Linked DNA regions of Homo sapiens: region 1 is linked to region 2. The links are chromatin contacts, found by Hi-C or POLR2A ChIA-PET in ENCODE. All regions are on one chromosome and are shown on one strand. The core of a region is the stretch at or near the end of the contact, and the rest is flanking DNA. Distances in the headings are between cores, read along the strand shown. Region 1 overlaps KLF12 (KLF transcription factor 12). Region 2 overlaps KLF12 (KLF transcription factor 12).

Region 1 (5,508 bases), core at 2,336-4,835, 45 kb after region 2:
AAAATATAAACAGTATGGTACTATTCATATGTCTCAAAACAAACAAAAGTAAATGATACATAGTTTGAACATGTACTTATATATGATGAAAAGAAAGGAAATTATAATACAAAATTCAGGATAAATGGTTATGTGTGAGACTGCTACTGTCTGAATGTGTCCCTCCAAAATTCGTGTTGAATCCTAATCTCCACTGCAGTGGTAATAAGAGGCGGTGCCTTTTAGGAGGTGATTTACGAAGCTGCCTTGTCCCTTCTGCCAAGAGAAAATGCAGCTAAGAGTAACCCCTGGCCAGACACTGAATCTGCTGGAGAGTTCATCTCGGACTTCCCAGCTTCCAAACTCTGAGCAATACATTTCTAGTATTTATAAATTACTCAGTCTAAGGTATTTTGTTACAGCAGCCCAGACAGGCTAAGAAAGGGACTAAAAGGGGTCTTGAAAAAAAATACTGGAAACAATCTACTTTTTTAAGTTAGGTTTCTCTGTTATCATGGCTTACAACTTACACAGTCAATACATATATATTCTTTTTTATCTTTCAAATACTTAATAAATTATCTCCCCTGTGCTTTGTTGACTAGAGTGATTAATTCTTTTAATTGGTTAAACAAGAACTTTCAAAGTCTGATTTTGAAAAACATTAACTTCATTGACTAGGATTTGCTTTATTAAGGTGATATGCTCATCACACAACAGAAGCAGTTATTTTATTTTTAAGGCATGAATAGAAACTTAATTTGCAATACAAAAAGCACAAGGAAAAGTGGTTAAGAAAATCCTCAGAACACTCAACAAACTAAAAGAAATGAAGGAGGAGGAGGAGGTTCCATTTTGGGGATTTTCTTGGTCCCATATGCATTGAAAGGTAAATGTACACTTAGGCAAAGACAATTGTCAGAAAGGATATCTTCCATTATTGAAAGGTAAACGTACACTTAGGCAAAGACAACTGTCAGAAAGGATATCTTCCATCATTGAAAGGTAAATGTACACTTAGGCAAAGACAACTGTCAGAAAGGATATCTTCCATTAAAAAATAAAAAAGAAATCTTGTTGCTAGATGCCTTATTATAAAATTGTTGGGTTATCACAAATGTGTAGATTTATAATCATAAATACACTTGGTATAGGAAAAAAACACTCTTCATATTTGTTACTATATTTAGCAATAGCCTAAGCAGTACATTCAGAGCATTTTTACCAAGATATCAGCCTAGCCATGGAGAGTAACTGCTTAGGAAAATCCCTCTCTTGCCATTTTTCTCATAGTTAAGTCCTGTAAACCAGACCCTTTCCCTCATCTACCACATACTGGAAAACTCTATCTTAATAAAAGAAATGTTCAGTATTTCAGGTTTTCTGTCACCCACTTTTCATTTATTTCAGGATTTCATTTTTCTTTCTTCTGTCACATATAATCATACTCTTTAACACTTTTTTTCCAAAAAAAAAAGAAAAAAAAGTAAAATTCATTCTCATTTTTCTCTCATTCTCCTTCTTTTGCTCTTACTCACATTTCATTCATCCTCTTGTTCAAATATTCATTGAAAAGATCTCTATAAGGCAGCTTAATACTTATCCAGTATGAGGCTCGCACCCTGTCCCTGTCTACCATCACTCCTCTCACCAAGGAATCCCTTTATCTTTGTTCCTGGAAGTTCAAGTGTACAGGGTTTCCTAGTCCTGTACTATGGCTCAACCAGAACGCCAGGCAACCAACCCTGGCACAGTCTAAGACTTAACATGCGATTAAAAAGCCACTTGCTTTCCAGCCCTGCTGTACAGAAGCTGCCCTATGCCACCACCTTTCTTGGTGCCAGCATGATTCAACTTAGTGATGTCAGCACGGACCTTTCACTACCCATCCCATTCTTCTCTCCAGTATCAGTGCCTTCTGGTTCGTGAACCTCTGTCTGAATTAACTACATTCCTGCTTATCGGGTGTTCTCCAGCACCGTGTCCTCCCAGTTACTGCCTGCCAATCTTGCCTCTAACTTACTCCCAGCCTTTATATTATTCATTCATATTCTGCATACAAACTATTGCTATCATTCTTGCTCATAACTTTGCTCTAAACTTTACTATCTGGACAAGTCCCTGGTGTCCCAATTATTCACATATTTCCATCATGTACAAAATCAGAATCCTCCTTTTCCTCATATTATGTTTTCTCTTTCCTAAACTCTCAATCACAAATCCCTGAGGCCACAAAGCCCTGGCCCCAGCCTGACTGGTCTATGGCATTATAGACAGGCAGTCAAGATCCCAAATCCAGGGAGCAGAGTGGCCTCAACCACAACAGACAGCAGTAACTGAGTCAAGTACCATATGAAAAAGCAAGAAGAGGCCACAAATAATCTTGCAGGTTCTCAGAGTCGTGCAGAATTCATAAGCAGTGAATCCAGGCAGGTGGTATTCTAGGGCAGATGAGCCTTCCTCATGTGGAGACGTCCATTCATGTGACAGCACTGTCCTCTCCACTACAAGGGTGGGTCCCAGGAGCAGTGCTTCAGACAGAAATGGGAAAATCAAGGAAAGAACAGGAACCAACAGAGGTCTATAATCCTCTATAAGATCCTCGGGTGGGGAGGACAGCAAGCAGGTAGAGCTGCAAGTGAAATGGCAGAGAAGAGGCAAGGAAAGACTTGGTGGTGGATTTGAACTATCTCAACTACATGTCTACATTTTCAGAACTGTCTTCCCTGCAGCATGCCATCATTTTTGGGTTATAAGAGCCACCCTGGCGGGACTCGGGGCAGTAGTGAAGCACCTGCCGCATGCATCTCACACTGGGAAGGTGCAGCTCACACACACTGTCGCCTATGTGCCTGCTCTCCTCGCTGGCACAGGGAAGCGGCTGGTCCACGGGATTGCCTTCATCTGCTTATTTTATTCATAGGCCATGACGCGTCTTGCTCAGGGAAGGGTGCCAGCTTCTCCCACAGTTCCCTGGCCTCTCTGAAGTTAGAGGCTTATGATCAGTGAGGGTCTATGTGGACTGGCATGTGCCCTTGTACATCCAGTGTGGCCTTCCTCTCCTGCGCTCCACTCTCATCCTTCCTTCCCGACTGCTAGCCCTGGTGATTTCAGCTCTGGCGCCAAATATATAGAAGCAACAGCCATATATAATGTGCTTAACTAGTTCCTACCATCATAGGAGGTCAAGTCCTTTTAAGTCCCATATTCGGCACCTTTCCCCTCATTCTGTTTCTCTTTTCACACCCCAACTGATACAGAATTTGGCACCAGAACTAGTTCCAGAAAAACAAAACGTTACGGATTCCTCCAGTTTGAAGATGAACTGTAGCTGATGCTGTTTTCCAGAAATGTTCACTACAGTATCTCCAGTCACATGTGCTCTTCCAGAATGTTTCCACTCTCCCATCAAGGGGTGGGGGATATGTCCCCTCCTTTTGAATTAATGAGCCTGTCTTTATAATCACCTGGATGAACAGAATATGGGGGAAATCACATGGCATCACTTCCAAGGGTGACACAGCTTCTGCCTGGTGTTATCCCCCCACCCACCTTCCCCAGTGCGCAGCTTTACTGTTAAGGAAGCCTTGGCCACATGAAGGCGTTGCAGCCAACAGACTGGCTGAGAGCCAGCACTAACTGGAAAACATGTCGACGAGAGTCTTCATGATTGCAGTCATCCGCCTTTGAACCTCAGCAGCCACTGAGCAGAGCAAGGAGAAGCCGACTCCACCAAGTCCTACCCAAGTAGCCACTTCAAGAGCAAAACACATACTGCTTTTGCTTTAAGCCACTAACCTGGGATGCTCTGTTTTGCAGCAATGGATGATGAAATCGTGGTTGTCACAAGGTGCCCAGATTCCAACTCTCAGTTAAAAAGGACACTCAACTCTCAGTTAAAAAGGAACACCTACCCTTCAATTTGAGTGCACATGATTGAAAACAGGGAAAGGGATTACTCACGGCAGAAGGGTGCAAGGCCGACAACCAGTGATTATCACAGTGTGCAACATTAGAAGGAGGCTTTAAACCAGGCTCAGGGTCCCAAACCCCAGACTCTGTGTAACTACCATCCCCTTTTTACTTACAGTCCTGGCTCTAACGACTCTCCATGTGTTTGCTCTCAATCTTCCAGCTTCTCATTGTCAAGCGGCCTTTCATTTTCCCCTAGATGCCAGCTATTAGCACTCTAAATTAAAGGAGTCATCCCTGAGATGTGAAGCTATTAAAACTGCAAAAGGCCCCTCTCACAGATTTTGCTCCCCTTAGACTCTCTGCTGTGTGAAGACGGATGAAAAGAAAAAGCTATACAGAACTTTTCCTCACTTTGATAACAAAAACAATCAAAAAAATTCCCCCAGAAAAAGTTCTTTGAAATCTAAAGGATCTCACTACCCTGAAAGAGGCAACAGCCCTAGCCTATCTGTTAATTTCAATAGATAGCTGCTGGCTAGGTATTAACTAAACTTTAAATACAGCTCCGGAGCCACAGCTGCAAGAGATACAGGATGTCTTAGTAAGTGTATGGGTTGTAAGTAAGTGCATGCTATCACCTCAAGAGCTTTTAACGAGATAACCAAACATGTTTCCTGAAACTAGATTTCAGTTTTATCAGATACGCTACAAATAACAACATTCAAAAACAAAGGAAAATTTGTTAGGCCAAAAGGTCTGATGAATTCTAAAAGTAGTTCATCTAGCTTTGAAGGCACATAAAACCATAGTATCACCATGTGAAACTGTGGTAAACAATCTACTGTTTGCAAAAAATTAGATATTTATTAGATTTTTTATAATGGGAAATTTTAATATTATCACTTGCTTCATTTAGCTGCAAAAGTGATTTGAATGGACTTTTTTCTTCCAATCACAAGAAGGAAGAAAATTATATTTTGATTGACATAAATCATAATTTGCTTGACTATTAATGGAATTAGCAAAATGAGAATTCTTTCAAAATTCCCAACCACATGTTTATGACAAAGGTAACATGTACCTGCAATCACAGTCACTTACGTTTTTGAAAACCTGTGGCTGGCAGAGTAATGGCCCCCTAAAGATGTCCATGTCCTAATCCCTGAAATCTGTTAGGTTACATGGCAAAGGGGAATGAAAGTCACAGATGGAATTAAAGTTGCTAATCACCTGACCTTAAAATAAGGAGATCATCCTGGATTATCTAGGATAGGCCAAAGTAATCACAATAGTCCTTAAATGTGAAGGAGGGAGGTAGAAGGGGAGAACCAGAGAGATGGCAGTACCAGAAGGACTTGGCCCAAAGCTGCTGGAGTTGAATGGACCAAGGAACCTGAGTAGGCTCTAGAGGCCGGTAAGGAAATGGAATCAGTCCTAGGACCTCCAGAAGGGAATATAATCCTCCCAATACTTTGAGTTTAGCCCAGTGAGACCATTGGACTTCTGACCACCAGAACTGTAAGATAAATTTGTGTTTTTTTTTCAAAACCACTAAGTTTGTGGTAATTTGTTACAGTGGCCATAGAAAACAAATTAAAAGCCTTTAATAAAAAT
Region 2 (6,173 bases), core at 1,955-4,454:
CCCGGGAGGTGGAGCTTGCAGTGAGCTGAGATCGTGCCACTGTACTCCAGCCTGGCGACAGAGCGAGACTCCGTCTCAAAAAAAAATAAATAAATAAAAAAGGATATTTTTTGTGATGCACTTTATAAACTCTGAACCGGTATGCAAACATTAGCTCAAGAAAACACATCTACAGAGAAAACACGCTTGATGGTCCAGATTTTTTTAAAAAAATTCTTCCACAAAGACAAGGAGACAATGCAGACCATGATCTTGTAGAAGCTGAAATATTCTGGAAAGGTTAATTTGCCTGAAATCAAAATGCTCAAATCACTCAGAGTATTTAATTTCCTTAAGAAATATTCCTTTTTACAAAGCACTGACCCTATAAAAATGCAAATAACTCTAGGAAAGGGCACTTTACATTCTCTTCAACTAATGAGACTGTGGTTAGAACTGGTCATCTGTTGGTACCTTGAACCATTACAGCACCATCAGAGCGCAGGGACATCTGGATTGTGGGTGGCAGGAGAATTAAGTTGAAAGAGAAAGTACATTGCTAAAGGGAAGAAGGGCAGAATTCTCAACTTCATAGCTTTGCCCAGGGCAGGCCCTGAGGGAAAGGATTTGTCTGCCTGCTATATTTCCCTTGGGTACTATCTGTAATTACTATCACAGCTCATTGATTTTCAATTCCTTGTATTAATATATTTATTGGCCATTCTGACATTATTAAAATCAGTCTAACTCTGCATCTTTAGTGGAGGATACCTCTTCTTAAAATAGGAGTTTTGCAAGAGCAGATATTTCTTTCCGCTTAAAAAAAAAAATGGTCTTCTCACATTAGCCATAACACAGCAACTGCAAATGTTTTTCTTTGAAGCCAGGTAGTGACATGCAAAGATTTCACTACAGATCAAAAGATCTCAAGCAGCAGGTCATCAGAGAATATTAAATGATAAGCAAACTCGTATTTCCAAGATAATTCTACCAATTTAGTCAAACGCTGGCCCCTGTTCCACAGCAGGAGAGGGAATAATGAGCCCCTGGTTAAAGGGTAATGCAAGTGGCATTTTTAATAATGCCCTTTTTTCACTTCTGATAAAGTCATTAAAGTAACACTGTCTTACTACGCCTTTACGCACAGATGTACACTAGATCGTTAGTGTAAAATTAAATAGGTTTACTGAGGAAAAAAGTTAGGCTAATTGTTGGGTTTTTTCCCCCTAATGCTACTGAATTTTAATGTAATTTATTTCCTGCGTTAAGTAAACATTCCATAGCACATTTCCAGGTTCAGCTACAATACCTGCACCCGTCTATATTTCTTTATTAAGCCTAACGACTGGAGTCTTTTTCAAAAAAGCACCCGTCTCCAAATCCTCTCAATTCCAGTGTGGCAAACAGCCTCTCACTTACAACAAATAGCACATGAATGAATCACCACTTATTGAGCCCTGCCGATTCATAAGCTCCTGTGCTGAGATGATGAGGAATAACAAGAAACATAAAGCATAAGCTCTGCTCTTAAGGAAGTTACATTACAGCTGACTTCATGATGCTAGTCAGCTCTTGGTGATATAGGAATAGCTTCAACACCTTGTTATTAATGTCCTGCAGAATGGTTTCTAAGAGTTACTGCAAGCTGCCTCTAGGGAAAAGACTGAGTCTCCCTTATCCTCTTTTGTTCTGCCTCTAAAATGAGGGAGTGCATAGGAATCTCTGGTCTGGCCAAGGTGGATATTTCCTGGTAGTTAAGGCATGGAGTATTGACGTGATTCTATACTTGTCTGCGGCAATGCCTGCACCCTTTCTAGCTACATGGCTATGGCAAAGAGGCATCAGGCTCGCTTCCCCAAGGGTAACAGAAAGGAATCTGTCTTCCACTCAATTACTGACTGCTTAGAGCACTTAAAATGAGCAAAACACCCAATCTCTTTCCCTGTTTCTGCCGCACTATTGCCGCTCTTCTCTGCCGGCCCACGGATCAGAACTGTACCTGGTTCTACAGGAGAGAAGAGAGGCAGGATAACCAATGGCTTCAACACCCTTGCAGTTAGTGTAGACACTCAGGTCAGCTCCTTCCCCGCGGCAGATTCCTCAGACTTAGGAAATAAACAGTGAGGGTGACTAAGAAATGTTGCTTTCAGGTCTCCCTCTGAGTCCTCTGCACCTATGTAGTTTTCAAAAATATTTTTATTTAGAGAGCTCATCTTTTCTTTTTAAAACATTTTAATTTAAAGAATTTCAAATACACAAAATTAGGCAGAATAAACTATTTTCATTTTTTTGGTTCCATGATTCTGTTTTTATTCTGTTATTGACATTATTTTTTGTGTTCCATTATTTCACATAATAAACTCTAATCAGAATTTGAAACATTCTTCCAGATATCCTTAAATAAAAATTCAAATTAAAAAAAGAGTTCTAATTTCAGATCTACCTACCCTATGTCTACTTGGAGAATTATGAATTAACATAGATGTTGAAATCTCTACTAGATACTTCATGAGAATTGCAGCAACATAAACGAAAGTAATAGGGCCTTTTTCTCCTGTTTTTCTTCAAAAGAACACTGACTCAGTACCCACCAAAGGCAGGCAGGCTCCTGTGAAGATGGGTGGTTAATTCCATCTTCCAGGTGAGTAGGATTAAAGGAGAGAGACTAAGCATGACCCACACAGCTGGTACCAGGCTGAATACCATCTGAACTCAGGTCTTTCTCACTTTGAAGTCTGTGAATTTACACTTCCATACACAGGAAGCTTCACTGCAGTAAGACTCATAAATGCATAAACAGAAAGGCTCTGTCTCACCCCTTGCTCCTCACCAGGATCATAGAATGGCAGACTTCACCTGGGAGAGAAGCCCTCATCTCCAGCACCCCCACTGTATGGATGAGGGCATAGAGGCCTGGAGATAGAAAATAACTTCCCAATGTCATTCCAGCTGGTGAACTGCAGGGCCAGGAATAAAATCACATAGTATATCTCTGGGGCAGTATCCTCTATATACTACCTTATCTCTGGGTGTGATAGTTCTAATACTCTTCTTGTTTCAGTCCTTTGCTTAGTAACATGTTAGAACATCCAAAGGCTAACAGCATTTGGGAAGCTCTTGTAACAGCAGGACGCACGCACCAAAGTCACAGACAAAGTCATTCAAGCACTCCTTGCTGTGCCCCTGAAGCGTATCACAAGAGCACATGCCCTTCCTAGAGGCTGCCAGCAGCATGTGCTGTGTTACCGACAAGCAAGAAAACCGAAGTCACATTTCAGGTGACTGCAATAATTATCTACCTAGCTTTCACTTAACTAAAAATGCAAGAGTCAGAGAACTCCAAACAGAAGGCACACAGAGGTGGTGCCCATATGCTACCACACCTATCCGGTTCACATGGCTACGAGATGAGGACTCCTGTCACCAATGAGAATGCGTATTTCCAATATTTACAATTTTGATTTTTATGTTCACAATAACCCTATGACATAGAGCAGGTTGACAATTATCTATTGACTGGTTTTATATTTTTCACCATGCTAATTATAATGCCCAGACAAGCTGAATAAATAATGTATTCACCATGTGCCAGAAACTATAAGAGATACAAACCAGAAATATAAGAAATAGTCCTTGTCCTCTAGGAGTTTACACTCTGATTGAAGACACATGACCACATACACACAGCATAAATCTCATTAAGAGAATGAGGCAAGGCAGCCAGAACTTTTCACAGAAGAGATGCAGGCCTGTTCCCAGTCTGTCTTTAACCTCTGAAATGTGCTCCTCAGGTCCTGAATTCCTTGGAGGGGTGGGGAGACATGCAGAGCCCACCTGACAGCAGAAGACCTAAAGGACTCTTTCTAACACGCAGCAGAGAACAACTACATGCCTTTCTGGTGCACTGAAACACAAGGGCATGTAGAGTAGCATATCTTTAAAATGCTGTGTGCAGCCTGAGATAAATACCAACTTTTCTTCACCAAAAGATTGAGATTAGTATCTATTTCTTAAAGACAGAGTACCAAAACTAGGTTTTTCAGAGTGATTATACATTCCAACCAATGTACCACCTTCAGGCTTTCTTCAAGCTTTCTCATTCATTGTTGTGACACAGACAAGTTTCTATCGCTTTTTGTTCACTGTTAACTAACATGTCTCATCTTTTTCAAAAGTCCATAATCAGCTGGGCATGGTGGCACATGTCTATAACCCCAGCTACTTGAGAGGCTTATGCAGGAGGATCACTTGAACCCAAGACTTTGAGTCCAACCCGGGCAACATAGCAAGCAAAACTCTATGTCGTAAAAAATAGATAAATAAATGCCCATAATTATACATGTGAGTGTAATTATTTATTGAAATTTCACTAATGTGTTTTTCTTACAAAGAATTAAACTTCAACCAGCCTTTAAGTCATAAATGAGGAAGTCATGAAATATTCCAAATTCTGGCTCTCCTTATCTAAAAATAGTTCTAAGATTCTGAACATTATATGGTATATAACACCCAACGCATCTTCTCAATGAAAAACCCAGCAAAGTGGCCAAAAATGAAAGTCACCAAAATTCTAGACTTTGTTTCAAACAAGAGTTGATTTAAAGCATTACAAAATTGTTAAAATTATTGTATTCTAATAGAGTTAAATCATTATACATTTCATTAAACACTACAGGCTGATTCTCTTGAAGCTTTGCTACAAAAGAGAATGAAATTGTATCTGTCATATATTTAAGAGGTACACATAAACCCAAAGGAAAAAAAAAAGTTCTATTTCCCTCCAACATGCAGAATCTAAATAAGAGTTAAAATACCAACATCAGCTCCACTCACAAGGAGGAAAATCGATTTTCATGAACAGGCATTAGGCAATACCTATGAACCCACAACTTTTCATGTCCCTCTCTAAGGACAAAAAAAATGCTTTCTATAAATAATGTGACATGGAGTTCTTATTCACACTGCAAAACTGCTGGGAATAGTGGCTTTTGTTTTTTGTGCACCTAAATATTTCAGGTAGACCTTACCTTGAAACCAAAAAATAAAGGGGAAAGAACTATATGGATATTGTTAAAGATTACCAAGACTGGTGACAGCAACCCACGATCCTGGCTTTGACCATTGGTCTGGGGCTAAGTTTCTGACTGGTTTGCTATAGTTTTTGCCTTCCTCCAACATGCACAGTTTGAACAGATTGTTATTTCAAGTTGAAGAAATTATTGTGAAATGCAGACTGCTTTTTCACTTTTTTTTCCCATGAGCAGTGGGAAAAGGCTATCCTTTCTGAATGAGACGCCAGGCTCTATATGAGCTGAGCAGAAGTTTATTTTACTAAACTCATGATAATGCAACTAGATTAAGAAATGAATTAAGAAAACAGAACTCTAAAGAACTAAGACAAATCCTCCCCATGGTTAGGTTAATCAATAAAGGTTGAAACTATCTATAAGGTTTGGAAGGTATATACAATTTAACTTAGTGAATCCAGCTAGAAAATCCAGTTGAACACATGACTTTTTCTGAAAGGTTTTCTATACTGAACCAATGTTAGTAATTGCCACGGTCTTCTCCTTCATGATCCTCTACTGCCTGTGTCTTGGGCTGAATCTGTTATGAATTGGTCATTATATCATGTATAGGACTGTGGAGTCATGTTATTGGTTGACATACTCCACAAAGTTCATTTCAAAGCTACAAAACTCAACCCAGAACATAGAGGTGAAATGACATCCTCTACCACGATGAGGCTCTGTTCAAACACAGGCTTACACTGAAAAACAGAAATTATATTGAGATGCCACACAGCCTGCTATGTGATGCTCAGGTATGCAGAAGTTATTGAAGAGACCCTCTAAATACTACCATCTGGATCCATAACCTTGAATGTTCTCATTATGAAATCCTTTTGGGACATTAATATCCTAACCCTTTGAGTGGGATCCCGGATGTACTCATCCACATTGATTTTTATACTCTAACAGTGAGATTTTATTCACATTTAAAATTTCTTTTGAATGTTCAAGTACAAAACATTGCTAATTTTTAGTTATGATTTTTTAATAAGAGAGACACTGATAAGGTAAAGATTATATACGTATTTATGTCCTTCTATCAGTCACCTGTGCTGCCTCAGTGGTGGTGGTTTAATAAAATAAGTAGCCAACAGGCACTCAGCCACATGAGCAGCACTTTAT

The links. Hi-C counts contacts between places; a loop is a spot of excess contacts on that map. ChIA-PET counts read pairs that join two places held with the same protein, here RNA polymerase II (POLR2A). Pooled maps may share reads with other maps.
Region 1: a map of left cardiac atrium shows a loop between it and region 2 (4-fold over the local background). The contact joins two enhancer-like sites. A Hi-C loop is called at or near these places in 4 of 168 maps with a recorded cell type or tissue (CD4-positive, alpha-beta T cell, CD4-positive, alpha-beta memory T cell and left cardiac atrium), 1 of 37 single-sample maps with no recorded cell type and 11 of 50 pooled maps. POLR2A ChIA-PET finds 5 or more read pairs at or near these places in 5 of 52 experiments (OCI-LY7, activated CD4-positive, alpha-beta T cell, activated naive CD4-positive, alpha-beta T cell and 1 more).

The regions. Positions count from the first base shown.
Region 1 is chr13:73,981,511-73,987,018 of GRCh38, forward strand. All of the region lies in intron 2 of KLF12 (KLF transcription factor 12), which reads right to left. Among named protein-coding and RNA genes, the nearest start is that of KLF12, 150 kb to the right of the region's middle. Within about 2 kb of position 3,586, at least 3 of the 41 ENCODE cell types and tissues checked have a DNase peak (open chromatin) inside an H3K27ac peak, as active enhancers do.
Region 2 is chr13:73,937,112-73,943,284 of GRCh38, forward strand. All of the region lies in intron 3 of KLF12 (KLF transcription factor 12), which reads right to left. Among named protein-coding and RNA genes, the nearest start is that of KLF12, 190 kb to the right of the region's middle. Within about 2 kb of position 3,205, at least 2 of the 41 ENCODE cell types and tissues checked have a DNase peak (open chromatin) inside an H3K27ac peak, as active enhancers do.